Linked DNA regions of Homo sapiens: region 1 is linked to region 2. Evidence: chromatin loops called from intact Hi-C (ENCODE). Cell type or tissue: heart left ventricle. All regions are shown on one strand.

Region 1 (8,000 bases), 890 kb after region 2:
TAGGGGAAACTTTACTCACATAAAATCCAGAAGACACATTAGCAACTTGGGTTAGAATATTATAGTCCCTTAGCTCTGTCATCACCTCCTTTCACACTGTTTCCTCAAGAAAAAAAAAAAGTGTGTGTGGTGTGTGTGTGTGTGTGTGTGTGTGTGTGTGTGTGTGTATATATATATATATATATCTGGTGAAGCACTAGTTGTAGTCCGATTTCTTTTGTTCAGTTGTGTTCAGCTAAAACATGGGGAAAACACCTCTGTCATATAGGTTTTATTTGCCTGGGACATGCTGTTTAAAGGTAAATGAAACAGGGTAGCTAATTGTGAGGTTTCTCTTCAGTGTCCTCAGACTTCTGTCTGTTCTTTCGTCTGCTTGATAGCCCATCATCTCCATGACTGTTCCCCACTTTAAGAGTGAAAGTAAGTTCTGTTAAAAGAAGGAAACCTGAAAGGATAAGAGATTTCTGAATGTGTGTGGAGGGGGGTATTGAGAGGGGATCATTTTCTTTACTAAAGTTTTTTTTTTTTTCCATTAAGGGATTTATAACTCTATGAGAGTGAGAGAATGATGATGGGTTCTTATTACATATGGGTCACTGAGTAGAGCCTCAGGTATAAGATGATTCTCCTAAGCCTAAATTTTATGAACAGCAGAGTTTTTTTTTTTTTATCCTTTTTTTTTTCTTTTTTTTTTTTTTTTGAGACGTCTCACTCAGCTGCCCAGGCTGGAGTGGAGTGGTACGATCTCGGCTCACTGCAACCACCATCTCCCAGATTCAAGTGATTCTCACATCTCAGCTTCCTGAGTAGCTGGGATTATAGGCACCTGCCATCATGCCTGGCAAATTTTTATGTTTTAGTAGAGACAGGGTTTCATCATGGTGGCCAGGCTGGTCTTGAACTCCTGACCTCAGGTAATCCACATGCCTCAGCCTCCCAAAGTGCTAAGATTACAGGCATGAACCTCTGTGTCCGGCCAAACAGCAGAGCTTTATAGGAAAATGACTAGGTAGAAAGGTAAGTGGCTCGGCCATAGGCTCAGAGTATACCTCTGAACTGTGTCTAGCTTATCTCAGAAATCTCGGCTGCCTCTCCAACTTACTTTACTTCTAACTACAGTTCAAGTCTTGAGGATAAAAAACACAAAGCATCATATATATTAGGAACACATGATAGTACTGTTGTATTAGTAAAACAGAAAAAATGTTATTGTCAACATAATAATAAGAAATGATATTTATTGAATTGATTTATTGTATGTCAAACTTAGTGCTAATTGCTTTACCAGGATTCTCTCATCTCATCCTCACACAACAACCTTTTCAGGTAGGTACAGTTATTATCCCATTTTTACAGATGATGAAACTGAAACACAGAATTTAAATAACATTCACAAGACTGTATAGCTAATGAGTGGAAGAGCCACAGATTGAACCCGAGCATTCTGCCTCCAGAGCCTGAGCTGTCAGCCAATGTTAGAGTATTGCTTTTATCAGTCTACCTATGTTTTAAGCTTCTAGCACCTTGTTTTTCTCATAAAATCACAGATCGATGCAGTTATTGTCCAATTTAGTGAGAATGAGTTTCAGAACTTAGGCTGCTGTAGGTCTAGTCCTCAAAACTGCTTGGGGGATAATGCAGTTTGCCCCATCAGGAAATTCTTTCATCCATTGGAACCTGCTATATCTGGGCACAGGTCCTCTGAGAAATATCTGATTGCATTTCTCCATTTCATGTCTTCTCTTCACCACTGCCAATCTTCTCACCCTTTTCCCCATGAGTCCCAGGTCCAGCAGATCGTACAGAGTCCCTCTAGATGCATCTCCTTCCTGTACTTCGCCCTAAGGAATGATGATGATAACTTACATTTATTTGGCATTATTGATTTCACTCCCTCTGCTGCCTCCTGGAAGGCTTGGTTAAAAGTACATGCATGAGCTTTATAGTCAGACCTAGGTTTGAATCCCAGATTCACATCTGTGTTTCCTTTTGAAAGGGTCATAGCCTTAGTGAATGTCATTGCCTCATCTCTGAATCAAAGATAATACCTACCCCTTTAATTACTGTAAGGTCTAAATGAGAAAAACTATGTTGAACATGCAATAGGAACAATACCATTGTTTGTTTAACCCATTCTCTTTAACCTTCTCTCAGAGAATTGTGGTATAAGAAAGATTAGTTGTCCATAGCCTTGTGTCCCTAGAGCTTCTCTTAACTTCAGTCCTTTAGTTTTTAGCAAACTTTTGGATATGATGATCATTTTAGATGAATATTATAGGAAATTGGAAACGTATTCAGAGTTTTTTTAATAGAGGATCACAGATCCTCTGTTAAAGCAGGAAGGTGTGGGAGAACTGCAAGGAACTTTCACCTTTGACCATAAGTGTGAAGAGAAAAGGAAAATGAGAAAGTACATAAGAGCAGAATTAGGACTGGCTGCAAAATGAATCATCCTACTTTTGGAAATTAGACGTTTAGTTTCACTATATAAAATTAATATAAATTGTTATATCTGAGAACTGCTTCTTATCTATATTATTCATCTGCCAGTAGAAATTATTATAATTTTTGGACTCTTCTCTGTACTTTCTGTTCTAACAGATACCCTTTATCCTGAGTTTGCCTTTGGAAGCTACACACACACACACAAGCTATATGTATACATACATGTATATAAAATTAATTAGAGAATTTCCCTTGTTATTCTTTTATTTATTTTAATTTTTTTAGCTTCTCCCAATGTTCAGGAATTTCTTGTTCTTTTAATGTAGTACCTATGTTTTAAAGGTGAGTCTTTCCTTCCTCTCACCTTACCTGAATGATGTGCCACCTCAGGACATTGCTTTTTAGAATTTTTTCATTGACATGAGCAGCAGACAGATTCTCCTAGAGTATAGAATAGCTTCCTGTTTCATTCCTAGCCTCACATTGAATTTTAATGTTTGATTATTTACTTTGTTGTTGAAGAATCTTTTATATTGGTTATTGATTTCTCTTTGTTTCTTTTACCATTTAATAAGTTGTATTACTTGGAATCCTACTTTTCAGTGAATCCATTACTAGAGAAAATATCTTCAAATATTTTTTAAAAATTAAGTAAGACTAGGACTTATCCACAGCTGAATGACAGATAGAAAATAACTAGAATCACAGGGAAAGAGAAACTTTCCTTCAGAATATGAGTTTGCTTTAAAACTCTGTTTGAAAAGATTTTCAAATATCTCAATTTCCGGGGGAAAAAAAATAATGTAAAATACAGTCAGACCAAGACTAAGGGATTCCTACCTTCTTGGGGAATAAAGTTGGAATTTTTCATGTTTAACCTACGTATCACGAGAACCTGTTCAAACGTTAAGTTTTGCTATGGCAAATGTGCTTTATACTAGAATAAGTATAAATTGGTGCCTTCAACAGTATAAAAATGTGGTCTGTTAAAATCTAACATTAAAATTGATAAATCTTACATATTTAGATTGCTCCAAACTCAAGGACAAAATTGTTGGGGTTAAGAACATTTATTTGTCTGCACTTTTCTCTTACTTGGAGCGATTTCACAATTTTTACCTACTGCCCGCCAAATAAAATTCTTACCCCTAAACAAAAACTTTAAATATTATTTTCTCCCACATTACTTTATCTTAGCTTTATTTTAACCTTAGTCAATAATCATTATCCTTAGAGCCTATCTCTGACTCTAATTCAGCTTCTCTCTTCTTTATAAATTTTGTAGTAAAGCTCTTCAAACAATAGAAGAAATGTGAAATTTACCTTAAATGATTTGACTCTCTATTCTGTAAATTTTCTATAAATTTAATTTTTCTATAAATAATACCATAGGGAAAAATTAAAAATAGATGAAATAAATAAATATTATTTCATATAAATAAAATGTATTTCCTGTATATGTTGTATTCCAAATAGTTGAATTAGTGAATTTATAGATTTTATTTAAGGTGAAAATGCTTACTAGTGTCCATTCATCTGAAAAACATATATTGTTTTTATCTTATCCCAAGGAGTTGTTCTTACTGCTATTGTAAGCAGTAGGAAATAGAATTAGCCAAACAGTTTTGCAAGATGCAAAATCTAAAACCTGGATTTAAAAAGCAGTATATTTTTAAAACATGTTTAATTCCCTCATATATCAGTGTTTATCAGTCTTTTATACCTGATAATGTCTTACTTAGAAAACAGTTTTACCTTGTGATATAAAAATGTTGAATACCAAAGGCATCAAATGAGGAAGAAAAATGTTTGAGAGTAGTATTGTAACATAACCTGGTAAAGATTTGGGAATCAGAGAGACCTGTGGTTAAATCCCCACTCAACCACTGACAAGGCTGTGTGGCAAGTATTTATTTTTCTCTAAACTGTAGATTTCTCATCTGAAACATAGGGATGATAAGACCTATTTGACAGATTGTTTTGAGATTCAATGCCATACAGTCTGTTTAGCATGGCTCTTGATATATAGTAAATGTTTAATAAATTATTATTAACCAATCAACAATTATTAAATACCTACTCTGTGCTAGGTACTATTCTTGCATCTGGGGATAATGCAGTGAATAAAGTCCTTGCTTTCATGGAGGTTATATGTTAGATAAATATATCAAATGGTAAGGAAGTTCAAAGTAAATTTGAGAGATAGAAGATCACTGTATTTTTTGCTTACTTTTTTTTTGAGACAGTCTTGCTCTGTTGCCCAGGCTGGCGTGCAGTGGCATGATCTGGGCTCACTGCAACCTCCACCTCCTGGGTACAAGCAATTCTCCTGCCTCAACCTTCCTAGTACCTGGGATTACAGGTGCACACCACCACATCCAGCTAATTTTTATATTTTTAGTAGAGACAGGGTTTCCATGTTGGCCAGGCTGGCGTTCAGTGGCACAATCTGGGCTCACTGCAAGCCTCACCTTCTGGGTACAAGCAAATCACCTGCCTGAAGCTTGCTAGACCCTGGGAAACTGAATACTTCTGTCTCAAATCTTTGTCTCTAATTCTGAACCCCTTTTAGAACTAGTAATTTCTATCTTTGATTAAATGAGTTTATTTCTTCAGCTTTTATATTTAAATATTAAAAACAGAATCAATCAGCAGATACTTACTGAACAACTTCCATGTTCTACACTAGGCCTTGTGAAAATACCAGTTTAGGGCCAGGCGCGGTGGCTCACGCCTGTAATCCCAGCACTTAGGGAGGCCAAGGTGGGCAGATCATGAGGTCAAGAGTTCGAGACCAGCCTGGCCAATATGGTGAAACCCTGTCTCTACTAAAAATAAAAATAAAAAATTAGCCAGGTGTGGTAGTGGGCGCCTGAATCCCAGCTACTCAGGAGGTTGAGGCAGGAGAATCCCTTGAACCTGGGAGGTGGAGGTTGCAGTGAGCCAAGATTGTGCCACTGCACTCTGGCCTGGGCGACAGAGTGAGACTCTGTCTCTGAAAAAAAAAAAAAAAAAGGACAGAAAAGAAAATACCAGTTTATTTCCTCTAAAGAATTTCTAACTACCTTGGGAATATCTTCAGAATTTCTCATGGCCTAGAATTTTCAAAAAGGATATTGTTTTTTGGATAAAATTTTTAGTTAGGCAACTTTTCTGGCTCTAGTTTTATCACTGACTTTGAGATTGTAAGTAGGTCCTTAAAATATGTTCTGTCTGAAAGCAGGTAGGATTAAATAATATATTAAAGTCCCATTTTGTTTTTCAAATCTTGATATGTATTCACTTTTTTTCAGTTTCAAAGCATATAAAACCAGAATAATCTTACCTTAGAAGTTCTGAGACATTCTTCATACTATATTTCGGCTGTGTTATAGCCTATAGCATTTTATAGTCATATATTTTATTTTTTTGTTATAACTACTACTTTACTTCTTTCATCATTTGGATGATATTTTCAGTTTCTGATTTGTAGAAAGATGCTTTTTTATTTACTATATCTAAACATCACCACTGTCAATGAATGTATTAATCACATATTTTGATAAAACAGTAAAGATGGGGAGGCTAATGACCCAATTGTTTTTATATTGGACTCATGAAAATAATTAATTCCTATGGTTAATTTTCTTTTTCAAAACTATACCTTGGGAAATAGACATTCTTTCTTGGAAATTAGTGATGTTTCACATATAACATGAATATGCTTGCTCTAAATTTTGGATTTGAAATAGATAGCTCAAAATATTTTTCAGATTAAGTTTATATAAAGATTTTATTCAGTAGTTTAAGTTGTAGTACATTAACATGAGTGTGCTATATAAAAAATATATATTTATAGCATCATCACCATGATGTTTTATTCCTAGGCAATGACAACTACAAACAAATAGCAATGTGTGTTCTTTACCACATAAGCATGGATGACCGCTTTAAATCAATGTTTGCATACACTGACTGTATACCACAGGTAAGTGGTTTAAGTGTTTTATGAAAAACATTTAACAAATATATATATTTTTTACTCTTTTCTCTTGATTTGTCAAGATTTTCTCTCTAAAAAAGTTCTCTTCTTAATAATACTACAAATTTATTATAGAAAATTGAGGAAGTACAGAACTGTATAAAAATGAAAATAACTTTCCATTATCCCAAACTTAGAGATAACTATTTAACACTTTGGTACACTTCTCTCTACATACTTAAAAAATAATATATTGAGATTACATGGTATATGTAATATTTACATATTGCTTTATTAATATATCATAATTATACTCTCATGTCACTGAACATTCTTCAAAAATTATTTTTAATTGTATAATATTCTATTACATGGATGTAACATAATTTAAATATTGTTAAATTGTATGTTTAGATTTTTTCCCATTTATCACATAAAAATGAATGTAAGCAAATGAAAATAATGTGAGATATCATATTTGTAAATGCTTCCCCACGTCTCTGAATTTTTCTTTAGTTTAAATTCTTAAAAGTAGGATAGCTAAGTCAAAAGATAATAAACACTTGTGTCTTTGTTTTGGCCAAAATATCTTCTAAGAAAACATAAGTTTTTATTTCCAGCTAGCATTTAATTTTTAGCAACACTGGATATTATTGTTCTTCTAAATATGCAGTGGTTCGTTATTTCTTTTTATTTGCATTTCCATGAATATTGGTGAGGTTGAACATTTTTTCCTGTGTTTATTATCCATATTCTGTTACAGATCATTCATATCTCTTGCCAGTCTTTCCTTCCTTCCTTCCTTTTTTTTTTTTGAGACAGGATCTTGCTCTGTTGCCCAGGCTAAAGTTCAGTGGTACAGTCATAGCTCACTGGAGCCTTCATACCTAGGCTCAAGCAATCCTCCTGCCTCAGCCTCCTGGGTAGCTAGGACTACAGGTGTGCACCACCATGACTGGTTAATTTTTTTATTTTTTATTTTTTATACAGACAGGGTCTGGCTTTCTTGCCCAGGATAGTCTCAAACTCCTGGCTTCAAGTAATCTTCCCCCGCTTGTCCTCCCAAAGTGCTGGGATTGCAAGTATGAGCCACCAAAATGGGCCTTCCCAATTTTTTAACTGATTTGTTAATATTTTTATTATTAACAAATAAGATCAATGTATATAATAACTATTTTAATTTTATGTTACAAATATTGCTTAAGTTTGTCACATGTCTTTTAATTTTGTTTATGGTTAATATTAATAGTTTTAATTGCTTTGCATTCTCTGATGGGAAAATGTTTCATCAAAATTCTTTCATTTTTATACAACTGCTCTCAAGAAAGATTTTTGCTATGATTCAGTGGCTAGATATGTATTATATGTTAGGTCTAAATAGACCTAAATAAATATCTGTCCTAAATGTCTTGAAGGAGTTTATTGATTTTTTTTGTAACATGGACTGTATGTTATAAGGGTAGAGATTCTGTACATCATAACAATTTTACTCTTAGGGAATTAACATTCATAGGATCACTATTATGTCATTACTCTTTATTAAACTACCTTCCACTAATTTGAATTATGATTATTGTAACACTATTTGGGCTGA
Region 2 (8,000 bases):
GGGAGTGGAATGGGGAAAGCATGATGGAGACTCAGTCACTATGTCCCCAGCTAAGATTATTATGTTCATGGAAAGATGTAGACTTTAGACTGGATGATATAGTTGGGTTGATTATTAACTGATTAAATTGCTGCACGACTAACAAACTAGAAAGTGAGGTGACATGTCATATACTCCAGGAATCTTCCCTTCCTTTACCTTACCAGCCTAAATTGGGGGAATATGTCCCTCCACTCTGCTTTTATACAGAACTATGCACAGTGTATGAATTATATATTTATATGACAATTCTCCAACCCAACTATAAGGCTGTTGAAAGCAGGAGCTGTGCCTTATCCATCTTCCTGGCCTCAACACATAGCACAGAACCTGAAGTGTGATAAGGAGCTCAGTGTTCAAATATTAGTTCATAAACAATCAATAAGTAGAAGTTTCAGCAAGGAAGATTTCAAGTCCTCATATGTGTGAAAAGAAAACTTTCTAACAATAAATGTGTTATGTAAATTACCAGCAGTCTTCAATCACTTAACTATAAAGAGGATGGATGTTGGATTAAGATACCATTAAAGCCTCTTTTAATCCTGGAATTCAGTGATTTTCTGAGCTTACTAGTGGTGATCACAATATATACTTGATGATGGAGTATTACATTAATGGCCCAGATACCTCCCAGATAGAAGTCAGGACATCTGAGGGGTGGGAAGGTACTATAGCCAACTGTTTGGCTCCTGAGAATTTGAATCTTCTTTCTGAGCCATGATCTTTACAAAGGGAGCATATTCCATTCTCCTTGCCAGCGGTGATAAGCATTTTTTTGCAGATTGTGATCTGGCATGAACTTGGCATTCTTTGTCTACTTAAAAGTCAGATGCCAAGACAATGAGAAAGATAACTGAAAAAAGCTCATGAGCCAATACAGTACCATGGATGGGGGTGGCATTTCTCAATAGCTTGAGAATTTTTAGCTCTAGTGACCTTTCAGAAAGAGAATAAATAAAAGCAGAAGTCAACGTGGCAGACACTCAATGTTCTCCTAGTGCCGAGTACTGGGCAGGCCCTCTGGTTAGGTGGATAGTAAATATAAGGAGACAAAATTCTGGCCTACAATAAAGTTCAGAGTTAAGGTGGGTATTTGCAAAACACGCACACACACACACACACACACACACACACACAATGTGAAAAATGTACAAAATGACATCCAAGACAGCAAAGGAAGTGACAGGGCAATATTATATTCAGGAATATATTACCCCTACACTCACCTCTTAAACTATCCTAACGTGTTTTCAGAGGGAAATTCATTCCTCTCTAATTGCTTCCAACACGGGCACTTCACTCCACCCTATTAGAACTTACCTTTGTGTAAGGTGTAAACCCTTTGACTACCCTAAAAATGAGAAAGAAGAGGCTTGATTTTCTTGTAGAGCCCTGAAATGCTTCATGGCCAAAAAAGCAAATCTATGGGGATAAAGCACACTCCACGTCAGGGAGGGAATTATTCTCAAAGGGCTTTTCAGAGGCAGGAATTTTGGGTAGAGAGAGAACTTGCTGGAAATGAGGAGGTATGAATTTTAGTTCTTCTTCTGCTATAATCTAGATAGACGAATATGTAGAAGTCATGGCATCTCTCTTGACTTCAGTTTCCTGCCTTATGGAGATAGCTAATTCTAGAATATTTAAAAATTGGGTATTATTGAGGATGTTCAACTTTTCACTTTGCCAAGTATGGGCCATTAAAAGGAAAAAGCTAACAAATAAGCAGCAAAATAGAAACTGTCATCAAACTCTATCATTATTTAACAAATGAAAGGACACTTTAGCACCAAAAAAAGTAAGGAAATTATCCCACATTTTAAAAAATAAAATTTAAAACTTAGCTTTATGTCAATGCCTTCAAATTTGCCTTTGTCTATCTTTTTTCTTCATGGGAAAGTGAAAATTTTGCCATAGCTTTCATATGGGAACCTCAGAAGTAAGCCTGCTTATATTTCTGTCCTGTGCTATCATGCTGGCATGCTGTGACCCTGGACAGCATACTGGACATTGAGTAGTAAGTCCAGGGATACAGAAGGGGAATTCAAAGCCATATTGCACAGCAATGAGGTTCAGCACTGAGAGAATAATCCAAATTCATTATTGAACTATTACTGTGTGCTAGGTCCTCTTCTGGGTGATGGAATTCCACAGAGAACAAAACAGACACAGACCTGCCTTCACGGAGCTTATGTCCTAGTTAAAGGAAAAAGGTTATTTACAGATACACAAGCAAATTGTAGTATATCACATCATCTTAAATACTCTAGAGAAAAATACAGCAGAGTGAGTATGACAAATCCACTCAAGTGTGAAAAGTGTTCAGGGAAGGTCTCTGAGCAGAGCCCAGAAGGAAAGGAAGGGAATGAGCCACATAAATGTTCTAAGGGAAGAACCTTATTGGCACAGAGAATAATAACTATAAATGTCCTTAAGCAAGTGTGCTTGATATATAGTTGAGGAACAGCTAAGCATGGAAGTTAAGGCACAAAGAAAATGAGGTCAGAGGTGATTGAGGGCCAGATCACATAGGACCTTATAAGCTCCAGCAAGGACGGACTTTTCTCTGAGTGAATGGTGAACCATTGGAGGTCATGGAGCAGAGGAGTGACTTAGTCTGACTTGTGTTTTAATAAAATTGCTCTGTTTACTATATACAAAGCCTCTATGTGGACAAAGGTAGAAAAAGAAAACTGAGTCAATGCTTTAATTTCCAGTCTTGGAAATGATAAAGAATATTAATAACAGAGAGATAAAGGAGACATCTGAAAAGTACCATTGTATTGTTGTTGCTGCTGCTTTCAGAGTTGAGAAAACAGGGGAAAATATGTTATTAAATAGGGAAATGGCTAACATTTGGAAATACATTTCTAAACCGTATATATTATAGACACACACATATATATTGACTTCATATACAACACATAACTAAAAAACCCTTGTCCTCTAGCTTTTCCAAAGCTAATGTTTTCTAATTTTAGGTTTTTTAAGGCTTTCCTTCTTATTTTTACTTTTATTAGCTCATTATTTTATATATTTTATGGGAACCCTGTATATTAGTCAGGATGTGCTAGGTTATGCTGCAGCAACAAACAAACCTCACAATCTTGATGGCATACCACAATAAAGGTGTATATCCAATGTGAATCAGTAAACAGACTCTGATCATCTTGGTTACCTAGAGACCAGATTAAGAGACACTCCATTTCAACATTTGGATTCACAATTGCTGAGGTAGGGAAAAGATACATAACAAATTCTATACTGGCTTTTAGATCTTCTGCTCAGAAGTAATGCACACTGTTTTCCTTCACATGTCATTGGTATAAGTCATACAATCATGTCTAACTTCAAATGAGGCAGGAAAATGCAATTGTGTCATGTACCTAGAAGAATAAGAGGTGGAAAAACAAACCTGAATAGTCCTACTGACTCCCACAGTCTGGCTTTTTGTTTCTGATTGGATCTCAGCTATTTCTTGCCCTCATCTTTCCAGTTTGAGTGTCCTCCTGCCAGTCTTCCCTGTTTATCTCAGTTGGAATTTTTATGACCTATAAATTCCCAAATCACTCATGCCACTCATATGACATTGGACATTTCCTTATATTGTAGTTTTTGTACATACACTTAACTGGCATCTGATATTCTGAATGCCCAGCTATCTTTTTCTTTACTCTAGTAGGGTGATCCTTATTGTCAGGAAATTGATCCAAAGAAGTCCTAGAGAAAATATCTCTGCCAAGCAAGATATTTGACCAGCAAGCAATTCCAGATATTCTCTGCTGTCTGAAGCCCAGCAAATTTAACGTCATCATTTGCTTGCTAGCAATGGAAAAGCAATACCATTGAGTGTTTCATCTTTAGACTGAGGCATTGGTAAGTCTCAGGGTACCACCTTGAGCAATACTGATAGACTTCCAACTCTGAGGACACTCTGTCTTAAACAAAAATTGTTTATGTTTTCCGGGTCAGGGACTAATATCCATATGTCATCTCACTATCAGAATATCATCTTTGATTTTTCTTTCTTTATTACATTTCAGAGATTTATGACTATGTAGTACTGACAAGAAGAAGTACAAAACTGCTGCAGCCCCCACAAACAGGGCCCCATCTTTGCTAAGTTGTTAAAACAATTATCTGCTTTATTAAAAGTAATGTCTCATTTTAGTTAAGTGACAGGTGTTACAGATTGCTATTTTTGCTTTCAGCAGCCCCATAAAAGGAGTGTGAAAGAACAATAGAGCAAATGCCAGGATAGATCATGTAATCCTTGGAAGGATTTGGGAGGAAAAAAGTTAGGTTTTAAAATAGAGACTTGTCCATATGCTATGACTAGAAATATGTCTTTTCATTTGCTTTACTACTTAGGAAACTTTTTGCAAGTGATTTTTTCATTTTTCTCTCCTTCTCATACTGCAACCCAATACTTTGCCTCCTAGAGGAGGCATAAACAAATATTTTTCCAATACACAAAAATCATAACAGACTTGCATATTCTACCCAACAGGTGGCATTGCTGTTTTACAAATGGCTCTAGAACGAACACTGCAGCTAAGCCGTCAACGTTGGGTTTGGTTTTTGTTGTCTTTGTTTTCTTTTTAATCCCATCTATTTTTCGTAGAAGAGGGCAGATAGGAGAAGTACAAATATTCTTTTGAGAAGCCCTTTGGCTTTAAGAAGACATATATGGCTAATGAGTCATTTGGGAACATTAGTTCTGTAAGAAACATCTAACTTTTCCTTTTTGATCTCTCTGGATGAGTTGAGAAAGAATGGTTTGTTTTCTCTATTTCTGTCAGTGACCAATTCATACCAGTTGAATTTACAAATTAATTCACTAAATCATTTATGCATTTAGACAGTGGCAGTTGCAGAGTCTGGCTTTCATACTTACTGTACAAGGCTAGAAACATCAGGAGCTACAGAAGAAAAATAAGACCCTATCTTCTCCAAAATTTTTACCCTAATTGAGATAAAACATATATCTACTCCACTACCAATAATCCAGGCAACATGCTCTCATTTGGGGGCACTCATGGTTAAAAATGAAAGCTAATAGTCAGTGAGAAGGTACTGTATGCTAGACACTCTTCCAAGGCTTTATTTGATTCTCACTGCAATCCTATGGAGTAGGTACTATAATTATCCTCATTTTATCATTGAGAAATTTAAGACCTGAGGCCGAGTCATGGCAGAACTGAGATTTAAATCCAGACAGTGTGACTCCAGGTATAATAACAGCTGATACTTACTAAGTATTCATCATAAGCCAAGCAAGTGTTTATGTCCTTTGTACACATTAGGTTAATTAATTTTCATGCTAACATTTTAAACTAGGTATTAACCATTATCATTACATTATTTTCTTATAAGGGTTTAATTGCCTTTCCTAAAAAATATAAATGCATTTATCTCTCAATTCCTTAAAAATAAACTGAGATTTGTGTAAACATATATTGATTAACATCAGACAATGAAATTCCAGAACTCTAGTAATTTACTAAGTGTCATAAAAGTGTGCATTTTTTCCATAAGATACATCAGTTACATTTCAACAAGCATTTTAGTAGAAGTTTAAAAATATTTACTTATAATACTTTATTGCTTCCTCTTTGGAAAAAAAACTATATTTTCGGCTGTGAGAAGAGTTGCCAAATGACTAATTAGCGTCTCTGAAAGTTTGTCCATTTTGTTTCATCAATGTACCACAAAGCCTTTAAAATAGGAAAACATTTATTTAAAGTAAGAAATTACAGGTGCATGCACACACACACACACACACACACACACACAGCCCCCACTCAACTGATTAAAAAATAACAAATATTTTTCTATTCATAAAAAGACAAACAAAAAACATATAAACTTCAATAATTTATACCATTTCTTTGGTTGAAAGCAACCACAGAACGTTTTAGTTAAAAAAAAAATTCCTGAGGAAGGTGGGGTTGAGGAAGAACAGCAAAAAAAGTAAGAGAGAAATTTCGGCATGCTTTGATTTCTAACCATGATATAGATTAGCAAGAACATGAAAATATAATAATCTTATTTAGAATTTTACCGAACCACTTTGACAGCTTATTTCATGAACTTTCAAGTATTTTTCGTCATTGTTGAGGAATGGGATATTCTGGTTAATACTTGCCATGGGTTCTTATTAACTCAATAGAGCCGAGTTTCAGGATTCCTAATTAGACATCTGGCTGCTTTACATGGAAGCTGAAAAGATTTTATTTTTTAAGGGAAGTGACTAAGTGTTGTAAATACACATTTTTAATTTCTGCTAAAATACTAGAAGAAATACTACTGTTTCTCCCTTATTGCAAATTAGAGCTATAATAAATTGCTAGGATTCTGTAGTTTGTCTGAAATTAAATTAGTATCTAAATATTTGCCCAAACCTTAAGTCAGAGTTCAAATGCAAAACTTTTTCTTATAATTCCCATGCCTATTTTCAACGGTTGAGAGGCAATGCCTTCATATTTATTCTTAAAAAAAAAAACACCCAACATAAAGGAGAAAAAACTTTGACATAATTTTAGATTCATACAGGGGAAATCTGTGGCTCCCTACACAGCTGAAGATCTGTTTTTTAGGAGCTTGTGAAGCATCTCCATAAGTTTGATTCCTTCATTTTCTAATCAGAGGGAACACAGCATAGAGTCATCAGTGGGTAACACATATAGAACCCTGCCCTGATGTTTTTCAGCTTTCTTTGTTCTCTGGTAAAACCTTAAAACCAAGTCTAATTTTACTTCAACCACTTATATCTTCCAGAATTTTTTAGATGCTTCCTAGGGAAAATTATCTATTCAAGAGGCAATGTGGGATGAGAAAGGGGATGTTTTGAGGTTTTTCAGACAATGGCTCTCTGAAAAATTAGAAAGGCTGATAGCCCAAATCAACAAGCTGTGGGGATGCAAACCTTCCCCCACTGTGTCAATGGGAGGAGAAAACGTTTACACATTTTCTGGAAGGCACTTGAGTAATTTCTGTCCAAAGAACTTATATACATATACATATATATATATATATGTATATGTATATATATATGTATATATATATCCATGTAATTCTGCAGAATTTATCTTAAGGAAACAAATGAACATGTATAGATATGCATGTGTAAGGATATTCATCACAATGCTCTTATAGTATCTAAGAATTCAAAATAAGCCAGTGTCCATCAATAGGGGATTAATTAAATAAATTATATCTGTCCAAGCAACAGAAAACTACACAACTATTCAAGAGAAGATATTTAGTAGCGTAGAGAATAATCATATTGTTGTTGAGTAACAAAAAGCTGATTACAAATGTCGATGCCTTTTTAGAAGGAAATATGAAGTTAGGTATGTGTGCATAATGAACAGAAATAGCCAAGAAGGCTATATGATAAAATTCTAACCAGAGTTTTGTTTAGATAGGATTACAGATTATTTTATTTTTTCTTATTTAATATACTTTCTGAATACATAAGCATATTTATTTATATATGCATACTTAGAAAAATAAAATAAGGCTATTTTTATGTTATACACACACTCACACACACACGGCAAAACAAAACAAAGCAAAGCAAAATGAGTTCCTTGAGATAATAACCATGACATGATTGCCTAACTTTATAATAAATTGCTTTAACTTCAAATTTATTATTTTTTATTATACTTTAACTTTTAGGGTACATGTGCACAAGGTGCAGGTTTGTTACATATGTATACATGTGCCATGTTGGTGTGCTGCACCCATTAACTTGTCATTTGCATTAGATATATCTCCTAATGCTATCCCTCCCCTGTTCCCCCACCCCACAACAGGCCCCAGTGTGTGATGTTCCCCTTCCTGTGTCCATGTGTTCTCATTGTTCAATTCCCACCTATGAGTGAGAACATGCAGTGTTTGGTTTTTTGTCCTTGCGATAGTTTGCTGAGAATGATGGTTTCCAGCTTCATCCATGT

The links. A loop is a pair of places that touch in the nucleus more often than their neighbours do. Peaks named below come from ENCODE experiments on the same cell type or tissue, not always from the same donor. Only the 100,000 strongest peaks of a DNase experiment are listed, where the experiment ranks them.
Region 1: it touches region 2 in a loop (2.8-fold over the local background); 4 of 110 quality-filtered maps call a loop at or near these places.

What each region holds. Positions count from the first base shown.
Region 1 is chr1:169,990,567-169,998,566 of GRCh38, reverse strand. KIFAP3 (kinesin associated protein 3) reads left to right here. Exons shown (of 20, transcript NM_014970.4): 11 at 6,312-6,412. Among named protein-coding and RNA genes, the nearest start is that of KIFAP3, 80 kb to the left of the region's middle. In heart left ventricle, no CTCF peak of the experiment used is centred here; no DNase peak of the experiment used is centred here.
Region 2 is chr1:170,878,656-170,886,655 of GRCh38, reverse strand. It overlaps LOC124904455 (a long non-coding RNA gene), which reads right to left and starts at 3,728. Exons shown (of 2, transcript XR_007066730.1): 1 at 3,452-3,728. In heart left ventricle, a CTCF peak has its summit at 4,545 (motif pointing right); no DNase peak of the experiment used is centred here; H3K4me3 peaks cover 331 bases.